Regions from separate parts of the Homo sapiens genome. Here region 2 is linked to region 1. Evidence: chromatin contacts called from ENCODE Hi-C or POLR2A ChIA-PET data. All regions are on one chromosome and are shown on one strand. Each heading gives the region's core, a stretch centred on a gene start or an enhancer-like site at or near the end of the contact. The rest is flanking DNA. Distances are from core to core; before and after follow the strand shown. Region 1 has its middle 22 kb from the start of FMOD. Region 2 overlaps PIK3C2B (phosphatidylinositol-4-phosphate 3-kinase catalytic subunit type 2 beta).

The links. Hi-C counts contacts between places; a loop is a spot of excess contacts on that map. ChIA-PET counts read pairs that join two places held with the same protein, here RNA polymerase II (POLR2A). Pooled maps may share reads with other maps.
Region 2: a loop to region 1 is called in a pooled map, with 3 times the contacts of the local background. The contact joins two enhancer-like sites. A Hi-C loop is called at or near these places in 2 of 50 pooled maps. POLR2A ChIA-PET finds 5 or more read pairs at or near these places in 3 of 52 experiments (GM10248, MCF 10A and activated CD4-positive, alpha-beta T cell).

Annotation. Positions count from the first base shown.
Region 1 is chr1:203,326,557-203,331,998 of GRCh38, forward strand. No RefSeq gene overlaps it. Among named protein-coding and RNA genes, the nearest start is that of FMOD, 22 kb to the right of the region's middle. RefSeq lists enhancers at 981-1,080, 1,281-1,470, 2,130-2,766. Within about 2 kb of position 1,420, at least 39 of the 41 ENCODE cell types and tissues checked have a DNase peak (open chromatin) inside an H3K27ac peak, as active enhancers do.
Region 2 is chr1:204,449,969-204,455,542 of GRCh38, forward strand. PIK3C2B (phosphatidylinositol-4-phosphate 3-kinase catalytic subunit type 2 beta) reads right to left here. Exons shown (of 33, transcript NM_001377334.1): 12 at 4,701-4,823; 13 at 1-49. Among named protein-coding and RNA genes, the nearest start is that of PPP1R15B, 41 kb to the left of the region's middle. RefSeq lists enhancers at 1-5, 3,160-3,269, 4,862-5,574. Within about 2 kb of position 3,308, at least 9 of the 41 ENCODE cell types and tissues checked have a DNase peak (open chromatin) inside an H3K27ac peak, as active enhancers do.

The DNA.
Region 1 (5,442 bases), core at 170-2,669:
TAAAAGTAGTTCCTAGTCGGTATTGTTGGGAGGATTGATTTTTGTGAGGTGCTCAGAAGGGTACCCAGCTCTTAGAAAGTACACAATAAATGTGATTAAATATTATTATGGCCATTACTAGAACAGGAGGCATTCATCTAGGTTACACAATGGAAACTGAGATAAACAGGACTGGGGAATTGAGTATGAGGCCAAAGGAAAATGTGTGAGGGGTAGAAAATGTGTGAGGGGTAGATCTGCCTCTGCCCTTTCTCCCTTGTGTAACTGAGCTATGGTTGGAAAAGTGAGACCCTATCGTCCAGACCCTTGCTTTGTGGCGGTTTGGGCATTATTGTTACATGGGGAGAAGGTGTGCGATTTACGTCTCCTGCTTCCCGGGGCCCTTTTCATTCTCTCATTAGCACCTCCGGGCCTGCAAGGTCAGCTGGTCCCTTTTGGGGCACACACTGCAATACAGCACTGTCTTCAGTTCATAGTCTGTTCTGCCTCAGAAGTTAGGTGGATGATTTTTGCACCTTCTCACGTTTGCAAGTCCCTCTTCCTCAATATGCTTGGTGGTGAGGGTAAGGGGACAACGGTGATGCCTTTCCACCCGGGACCGTTGCGGCCAAGGCGATCCCACACGGGCTGCCTGGAGTCAGACCTGTCCAGCAAGGAAGCTTCGGGGAGGAGGGAGACAGCGCCGGCTGGGCGTGCAAAGGCAGGCAGGTGACCCTCCCTCCGTCCCGGATATGGGCCCTCGGCCGCTCACCCCCCAGCCACCCACCCACGTCCCTCAATCCCCACGAGCAGCTGACTGGGACCTGAAAGTGCCACCAGACGCCCTCACAAGTCTGCTTTCTTTGCTGGGAAACAGCAGCCGCGCCGCAGCCTCCGCCCGCTCTGGGGAAGCCCCACCTTGGCAACAAGCCGCTGATTGGCTGGCTCGGGGGCGGCGCGGGCCAATCCAAGCCCGCCCTGACGCCGCGGCGTTTGGCCGAGAACTATTAAGAAAAAAAAAAAAAGAAAAAAAGAAAGGTGGGGCCGGGCGCTAGGTGGCTTCCCAACGGAGTTGCTCCCCCGGCGGCTGTGGAGAATGGGGCCTTTCAGAGAAGGGGGAGGCGGGGAAGGGGCGAGGCGGGGCGGCCGTTGGGCTTGGGCCTTTTCGCCACCTGCCGCCGGAGCTCAGGTCCCTAAAACCTCGAAGGCGTCCCCGCTTCTCAGGTCCTCCTCGCAGCTTGAGCGACTGCAGGGCCCCGCCCGGCGCTTCTTGAGCAACTGGAGGTTCGGGGGTGAACCTCTGGCCCTTTCCCGTCCTCCCTCCAGAGTCCCTCAGGCTTTGGGCATTGATTTCCCCAAGTTCGGGCTCAGGCCCTCTTCCTTTTCTTCTCGTGCCTCTGCGTGCTTGCGCCCTCCTATGGGCGCAGTTACTTGAGCTCTGTCTGCCATCGCCAATCCGCCATCCTCTAAAACCAGATTAACCACCCCCTCCATTGTACTGTGGCCACGGGCGCCAGCCTCAGCCTCTAAGACAGCATACAGTTCCCCAGCACGTACATTGTAAACGTCGTTTAATGTATCTCGAGTGACGTTGTTCCCCCGCCCCAGGACACAGAAGCACACACACACCCACAAACTCAAAGAATTCGGCACAGTAGCATTGAGATTTAGACTGAAGAGACAGGTGACCACGATTCGACTCTAGCCTCTGCCACTTTCTGGCTGTGTTACTTTGAGCAGTTACTTAACCTCTCTGAGCCTCAATTTTCTCCTATGAAAAATACTAATGATAATAATGGCACTATCTCCTCTCATTATTGTGACAAAATGCCTGGCACATAATTGCCTAATAAATGGTGATATTATTTTAGGTATTAATAACAAAGGAATGAGCATTTCTTTCTCACATTTTACCTCAGCTCACAATTCTTGGTTTAGGTGCTGGGGATAGCACTAGATCCTAAGGACATTTAAAGTCCTATGAGTAAAGTAATTTAAGACTCAGAATAAAACTTGGTATGGTTTCAAGGCCCTGGGATGGGTCCTGCGTTTGGCTCCTAGATTTTTACTAAGGGAGAATTATCTTGGCAAGACTAGATTTCTCTTTTCTTCAAGGTCTTTTCTTCACATTTCCACCTCTCAAAAATTTTTAGAACAGCAGCAAGCAAGGACTTACAACTCCCTTTTTAATAGGATTTAACTTTCTCCTTTTGTTAGGTAGAACATTCCATAAATGTTCTCTCCATATATGCACATTGACACTTAGATGGGCTTGTTTGTTTTCCCCAAATCCCTTTCCTGAAGTCTTTTCGTGTCACCTGGAGACTCACCCCTTCTGCATTCTCTTGCCTGCCCCAAACATACCACATGCTGATACATCATACATTATCTTCAGTGGACGTGGAGACTGGTTGTTCAGTGCTCACAGACCCCTGGCGGCTGTCCAGTCCTATCACCTGCTGGGCTTGGTTGATGTTTCACATTGTTAAGAACAAAAGCAGTGATGCGTCTGGGGCATTTCAGTGACGCCTGACGGCGAGGTCAGGGAAGAGGGTAAGGAACACACAAAGATGGGATACAGTTCAATGGGGAGCCAGTAAGACTGGGGTTCTGGGGTTCAGTCTTGAGTCTGTGCCTTTAGGGAGACAAGTCAATTAAACGTGCTAGGTCCCAGTTACCCTGTCTTGTAAAGTAGGCTGTATCATACCTGTATCCTTACCGCATAGATGTGTCAGGGAAAGAAATGTCATAGAAGTGAAAGCACTTTATATTTTCTGGGTTAAAAAAAAGGTGTGGCGCCGGGCACGGTGGCTCACGCCCGTAATCCCAGCACTTTGGGGGCCGAGGCGGGCAGATCACGAGGTCAGGAGATCGAGACCATCCTGGCTAACACGGTGAAACCCCGTTTCTACTAAAAATACAAAAAATTGGCTGGGCGTGGCAGCGTGCGCCTGTAGTCCCAGCTACTCGGGAGGCTGAGGCAGGAGAATGGCGTGAACCCAGGAGGCGGATCTTGCAGTCAGCCAAGATCGCGCCACTGCACTCCAGCCTGGGTGACAGAGCGAGACTCCAACTCAAAAAAAAAAAAAAAAAAAAAAAAAAAGGTGTGTGTGTGGTAGGGGTGGGTGTGTAATGGGCTATTAAATCCATTTCATGCCACTCTTTTTATTGGGCCCCAAAGAATATGATTCCACAAGTGTCATTAAAAACTTAGGAATGCAGCTCTGTGTTAACTCTTGGGGAGTATTAGCAGGAATCATATGATATGATCCCTACCTTTAAAGAATTTACAATCTAACCATGTTGCTCAGCTAACACATGAAACATTGATGTGTGGCCCTACTGTGGTTTATAACAATGGTTCCTCAACCTATCCAGTTCTGTCCTGCAATAAAAGGATCATCTGGTGATGTGACAGTGGAGCCGATCAGCGGATGTGCCTCACCCCAACCAGCACAAGTGCTGGCCCCTTACCTCTCCCTTTCTGTCCTTGGCAGTGTTACAAACCATCCTTGCTGCTGCCTTCAGTGTTCATGAGCCATGGCCTGATGCCTTGAGTCCTGGGCTTGGGATGATAGTGCATTCATTGCGGCCTTCTCTCCTTCTCACCCTTGATGCTGCCCTTCACCTGCAGTCACACAGTACCTGTTCCTGATGCTTTCCTGCCTGCACCTGCCACTGCCACTGTTCACAAATGCCAATACAGCCATTGTAGCTGCAGCTGCTACTCTGGGGTAGACCCTGGATAGGACATTGGGGGTGCTGTTGTCCCTGCCTCTTCCACCCTGGGATAAAAGGGCCATCTCCCTTCCCCCTTCTACAAGAGGAAGAAGAGTGCTAGTGTAGCCCTCTAATCTCTGCATTTGCTCCTGAGGCCAGGTAACCAAGGAAAGATGCAAGGTAGCCAGGTGCAGTGGCACACATCTGTAATCCCAGAACTTTGGGAGGCTAAAGTGAGAAGATTGCTTGAGCCCTAGGAGTTCGAGACCAGCTTGGGCAATATAGGGAAAACTTTTCTATACCAAAAAATTTTAAAACTAGCTGAGCTGCACTGAGCCATGATTGTGCCACTGCACTCCAGCCTGGGCAACAGAGTGAGACCTTGTCTCAAAAAAAAAAAAAAGTGCAAGGAGCTCATCTTTTCCCACAGCACACCTCCTTGGTGGAGGGTGTTAGACTGGGTTGGCAAGAGGACCGGTTCTGTTGCTGCATGCTCAGCAGGCAGCTCCCAGGTCCCGGTTCCGGTTTCCCAGTGCTGGGCCAGCAGACTCTGCTCCTTTCCTTTTTTTTTTTTTTTTTTTTTGAGACGGAGTCTTGTTCTGTCGCCAGGCTGGAGTGCAGTAGTGTGATCTTGGCTCACTGCAACCTCCGCCTCCCGGGTTCAAGTGATTCCCCTGCCTCAGCCTCTTGAGTAACTGGGACTACAGGCGCTCGCCACCATGCCCTGCTAATTTTTTGTATTTTAGTGGAGACAGGGTTTCACCATGTTGGCCAGGATGGTCTTGATCTCCTGACCTTGTAATCCACCTGCCTTGGCCTCCCAAAGTGCTGGGATTACAGGCGTGAGCCACCGCGCCCGGCCAGCTCCTTTCCTTTTTTCGAGGATTGCCAACAAAGTTTCAGTATAACTTCTGGGAAGGAATAGATCAGTGTAATTGCTACCATCTTTGAAAACAAAAGATGGAACATGCCAGTTAAAATTAAAAGCAATACCAAGTCCCACTTATCAGTGTCACACAATTTCTGAAGTCTGAAGCAATATTTGGCATTGGGAGGATGTAGGGACATGGGGACCCTGGTATACTGATGGTGTGAGTGAACATTTGTACAACCACTTTGGAGAGCAGTTTGACAGTATCGAGTAAAGGTAAATTGGTCATACTTCATGACTCAGCAGTTCCCTCTTGGCATATATGCCAGTGGTTCTTAACTGGTGGTGATTTTGCCTTCCAGAGAACATTTGGCAACTCTGAAGACATTTCTGATTGTTCCCACTGGGGTGTAGTTAGAGGGTGGGTGCTACTGGCATCCAGTGGATAGAGTCCAGGGATGCTGCTGAACATCCTACAATACACAAGCAGCCCCCACTCCACCAGCAAAGAATTATTCAGCACCACATGCCAAAAACTACCACTGTTGAGAAGCCCTGGTATATATCCTAGAAATGCTCTCAAATGCAAGCCCAAAAGAGAAGTGAAAGGATGTTCACTGCATTATGTTTTTAACAGTAAAATATTGGAAAACTATCTAAACGTCCTTCAAAAGGAGAAGAGAGAAGTAAATTTACAGGAGCTAGAATGAATGAACTGGAACTATGAGAATCAATATGGATAGATCTTAGACACCCAATGTTCGGGGAAGAAACCAGAGTGATACATAATGTATGATGCCACATGTAAAATCTAAAGAAACAAACAACTCTCTATGGCTACATAAATATGTAATAAAAGTATAAAAATACAC
Region 2 (5,574 bases), core at 2,058-4,557, 1.1 Mb after region 1:
CAGCAGTGTCTCCCGAGGCAGCCGGTTCACCTGCACTGGGAAGCAGATCCTATGGAGGACAGGAAGTCAAATTAGGAGGGGCCACTCCTGTGGCTTCAAGCAACAGGTGGCCCAGGAAGTCAGGCTGAGGCTGAGGCTGAGGATACAGCCTCCCTCTCAGGGTTCAGACATACTCCCTGAGGAAGCCCTCCTCCTGCAGAACCAGGAGAGGTCCCAAACTAGGCAAAACCCCCACTGGATGTTCCCAGAAGCACAATGTGGTGTCCTTGGAGCTTTGCAGTAGAGTGAGGCGAACATCCCGATTTTGAAGCTACCCGTGGTGCCTGGACAGAACTTGCTTAGCAGAGCCACCTCGGAGTTCAGGTGATGACACGTCCCATGTTGTCAGCCTTGCTCCTTTCCTTGTTTTAGGATTTCCGCAGAGGGTCCGCAAAGCTACTCCTTTTGTCCTCCTTTTCCATTTGACAGTCTCCATCCCTCCCCCACTTCTTGCTGCTGAGAGCCACCAGGAAGAAGCACCATGTTCTCTGCCCTCGGTTCACCCTCCCCCACAGCCCTCTCACTTGTCCTCATAGGAGTCCCCTTCACCTAGCCCCAGGGACACACACTGGGTTTTTCTCACCCCCACCCCCAAACAGCTTCAAAGCCAAAGGGACAAAGAGGAGGGGTTTCTCCAAGTACCCCAGTGGTGAGAAAGCCAATGGCAGGGCCAAGAGAACTGAGACACATAAGCCCCACCACTATTCAAGCCCATAAGTTCTCTCCAGGTCCCTCAGTCTGAATCACACCTAGCCACTCCCTCTAAGCTCAGGATAAGGAACTGCTGGGTGGGGTGAAGTACACAGGGGAGGGGAGCTGTGGAAAGGCAGGGAGGACCCACGTTACCTTTCGGGGAAGCTGTCCCTGGGCCAAAGTCCATACTGTCACACCCTCCTGGCCAGCCCAGGGCCCAGCAACTTCTATGCCAGAGGGCGCAGAGGCAGGGCGGCCACCCCCAAGGTTGGCAGTTTCATGATAAAGCAGCCTGCCTCCACCGCTGTCCTCCAGAGGAATCTCCACCTAAGTGAGGCACTCCCTCCAGCCCACCACAGACTGGCAGAGCCCTGCTCTGTCCCAGCTGCCTCTACCCTGGGGGCCCACAGCTATAATTAGGGCCCCTCCAGCAGCCAGCAGACATGCCAGGCCAGGGCTTGGCTGGAGGTGACAAAGCACGGCTGCTGAGCCTATTTTGAGAGTTAGCTGATCCCTGGACCGCTACAGTGGGGCAGAGAATCAGCTGACCCCATAGCAAAGGGGAGAGGGAGCTGGTCCTGAGCCCTTTCTTTTCACCCAAGGAAGAAGCTTCCAGCTTCGTGTCTTAAGGAAAAGGGGAGTGAGAAGACTTTATGAGTGAAACCAGAGCCAGCCAAGGCCCTCTTCCCTTCAGTCCTTGGGTATATCTGGTATTCCACAACCTCTCCCACAGATCTTCACCCAGGGCTGGTCAGGATAACCATTATGTTGGCTGCAGCCCTTACCTTCCTCCCTGAGAAGCCCCTCTCCTTCCTGCAGCCCATTCAACAACCTCATATCACACAGGCTGCCTCCTCCAGGAAGGATTCCTGGAATGTGCTGGTTGGCTCCAGTCCCGGTTCTGCCACTCACAATCCTGGGCAACTTAATTCCCATCTCTGTGCCTCAGTTTCTCATCAGGGAAAAGGGGAACATAGCTTCACTTGCATGATGTGTGTGCAGACTGTGTACTTTTTGCTATGTGATGCTGTGGTTACTGCACTGGCACTGGCTTATACAGATAGTATTTTCATGCGCACGTATCCCCATGTATCAGCCAGTCTGTCAGTCACTTGGAACAGAGAAACCAAAACCAAGAGGGCTCCCCAGCTAAGAAGCCTGTGCCAAGTACTTTATTTACAGTGTCCTAACTGCTCCTCAAACAATCCTGTAGGGTAGGCCCTATTATCGCTACCATTCTAGGTTGAAAGACCTGCCCCAGGCTGCAACTACAGTAGGAAGGAGAGAATGACTGGCCCAAAGACTGTCCTCTGAACGCTGGCACGCCTTCCCCCAAATGTCCTGGTCTTGACCATGAAGGGCCAAGAAGTCTCATTCGGGGCTTCTGGATGGACAGTGCAAGATAGTGCCCTTCACAAGGCGCTAGGCAGGGGACTGCCCCTTTAAAATTCAAGGTGGGGATCTCAGGGAACAAAATGAAACTCATGGGGCAGGCTGGGCTGCCTCTCTACCTCTGATACTGTATGAGTAAAGGGTTTAAGGCCAATTTTTTAAAGTTCCTCCTGGGCCAGAACACTGTGCAGCACCCTTTTTTTTTTTTTTTTTTTTTTTTTGAGACAGGGTCTCGCTCTGTTGCCGAGGCTGGATACTCACTGCAGCCTTGACCTCCCAGGCTCAAGTGATTCTCCCACCTCAGCCTCCTAAGTAGCTGGAACCACAGGTGTATGCCACCACACTTGGCTAATTTTTTGTATTTTTTGTAGAGATTGGGTCTCCCTTGTTGCCCAGGCTGGCACCCCTTCTCTTGACAGCAGCAGTAATTGTGACCAAAAAATCCCAAGGGAATGGTGGAACTCAAGGGCCATTTAATGCAGCTATCCTCTGCCTGCAAGGAGTTTCTCCTGTCCTGGCAGTTGTTTGCTTGAGGACCTTTAATGCACACCCCATGTCCTTTTTTTTTTTTTTTTTTTTTAAGATAGGGTCTCACTCTGTTGCCCAGGCTATAGTGCAGTGGTGTGATCATGGCTCACTGCAGCCTCGACCTCCCAGGCTCAAGTGACTCTCCCACCTCAGCCTCTTAAGTAGCTAGGACTACAGATGCACGCCACCACACTCAGCTCATTTAAAATAATTTTTTAGTAGAGATAAGGCCTCTTTGTGTTGCCCAGGCTGGTCTCAAATTCCTGATCTCAAGTGATTATCCCGCCTTGTCCTCCCAAAGTACGGTGAGACTACAGGTGTGAGCCATCGTGCCCAGCCATATACACCTTTATTGCTCTAAGAATTACCTAAGTGTGAAGGGCATGAGAAAGGGTCCATTTTCCCAGTTGTCCATCTGTAAAAGGACCCACCTCTTCCAGCATCTCCAGATTCTTCATCTACCTATTTTGCATCCTCGGCCTCCCCAGGACCCTCCTCAGTCTCTTTAATCTGTGCTACAAATACTTAGCTTGCAGTGCTGCTCTGCAAATGAGGACTCTAATATAGTCAGTGTGGGGAAGCAAAGCCGGGGGCAGCAAACAGGGGATTTTCTGACTGACTGGAAGGAAGGTAGAGCATAGCACAGATGAAGCACAGGGCAGGAAAACCCCTGCGGTGCCCCCATTCAAGCAAGGCACCCTCTCCTCCGTTTCCTTCCTGCTTTGCTTGGCTGACGCCTACCTTCCCGACACCAAATTATTGTTTACATGTGGTGATTAATATTACCTTGTGCTTTTGGTTTCATATTTATATTTATAACCCACCTATCTCATCTCGACGCCATAACTGCCTCTGAGTGAAACCAATGTCCCCATTTCTCAGTTTGAAAAAATGAGGCACAGAAAGAATAGAGAGAAAGTAGTATTCGAGACAGAGCTAGAAATAGAGGCTCACTCCTGGGAATCCAAGCTCAATATTCTTTCTCTAGACAACCCTCCCTTCTCTATATATAAAGGGAAAAGCACAGTCTCCTCTCCATAGTCTACAGGAACTGAGGGAAGAAGGGAGAGGATGAGAAGCCCTCCAACTAGTTAAACTCTTTAAGGGAGACAAGATCAAAAAATAAAGTATTATTAAAATTAACAACTAACATTTAATTTTTTTTTTTTTGAGACAGAATTTCGCTCTTGTTGCCCAGGCTGGAGTGCAATGGCACGATCTCAGCTCACTACAACCTCCACCTCCCGGGTTCAAGCGATTCTCCTGCCTCAGCCTCCCTAGTAGCTGGGATTACAGGCATGCGCCACCATGCCCGGCTATTTTGTATTTTTTTTAGTAGAGACGAGGTTTCTCCATGTTGGTCAGGCTGGTCTTGAACTCCCTGCCTCAGGTGATCCGCCCGCCTCGGCCTCCCAAAGCGCTGGGATTACAAGCGTAAGCCACCGCGCCTGGTCAACAACTAAAATTTATATGTTTTTTATGGTTTACAAAGAGCCTTTATAGATACTTCTCATTGGATCCTCATGACAACTTGAGAAGTGGTAATTATACTTGGCTCCTTTAAGAGTCAGGGAAGTGGAGGCCAGGCGTGGTGGCTCACGCCTGTAATCCCAGCACTCTGGGAGGCCGAGGCGGGCAGATCACGAGGTCAGGAGATCGAGACTATCCTAGCTAACACATGGAAACCCCATCTCTGCTAAAAATACAAAAAATTAGCTGGGCGTGGTGGCGGGCGCCTGTAGTCCCAGCTACTCGGGAGGCTGAGACAGAAGAATGGCGTGAACCCAGGAGGCAGAGCTTGCAGTGAGCCGAGATCGCACCACTGCACTCCAGCTTGGGCAACAAAGCGAGGCTGCCTCTCAAAAAAAAAAAAAAAAAAAGAGTCAGGGAAGTGGAGACTCAAGAGGTTGAATGACTTGTCCAGTTAGGGTTAACAAGGAGCCTGGTTTTATCATTAGTCCTGGACTAGTTATCTGGCCCCAGGGATATTTCAGAGGCTGAGCAGGTCTACAGTGGCCTGGGCACTGAAGCCTGGGGGAAGGGCTTACTGCTGGTCCCAGACGATGAGGTGGAAGAGGTACTTGGAGAAGTGAGCTCTTCGGGTCTGCAGGGGGCTGCACAGCTCCTTGCCGCCATGGCTGAGGGAGCAGGAGAGGTAGAAATCTTCATAGCTATAAAAGAAAGGGAGCAGGTCAGGACACCCAGCTCCCAAAACCAATCACCCAAACCTATGCGTCCCTCTAAGGCCAAAATCCATTTCCCCTGGTAAAACTCTCAGTCTCTGAGGGCTGTAACACAGGATCTCCGGATAGGACAGCCAAACTGGATGTAAGGAAATGTGCTCAGGCCAAAGCAACTCAATCTAGATTCCTCTGCTCGGTTTTAGGCTCCATTCTGAGCCTTGTTGTTTTTCTTCCTTTAATGGGAACTGGCCACCCAGCCTCTTTATAGAAAGCTCCAGCCCATGGAGCGTCTGTGTGTGCGTGCGTGTGTGCGCGTGCACGTGCATGCGCAAGTGAGAAGGGTGGGGGAGGAAGACGACATATGCCGACATGAATGCCAACACACGGGGGTCCCTGTGGCTCATGACAGGTGCCTGACAGAAGAGGTCAGAGAAGGCCCCGGTTTCCCAGGCTGCCTCCTTTGTTCTCTGCCAATCGCCCAGAGGAATACATTAAGTAAGGAACAAAGAGAGAAGGGGAAGGGGGTTGGGGAAAGGGGACCGGCAGGGGCGGGGTAGGGCCCAGTGCCTATTCCCTCAGGCCTTGGATGCTGGGGACCCAACAGAGGCGCTGAGGATTTTACCAAAAGAACATCCTCCTCCACCCACCCCTGCAGGCCTAGAGAACCCCAGACAAAGGGTCAATCCCACCTCCCCACCCCCTCCCACTGGCCAGGGAGCGTGCACTCTATCTGGGAATC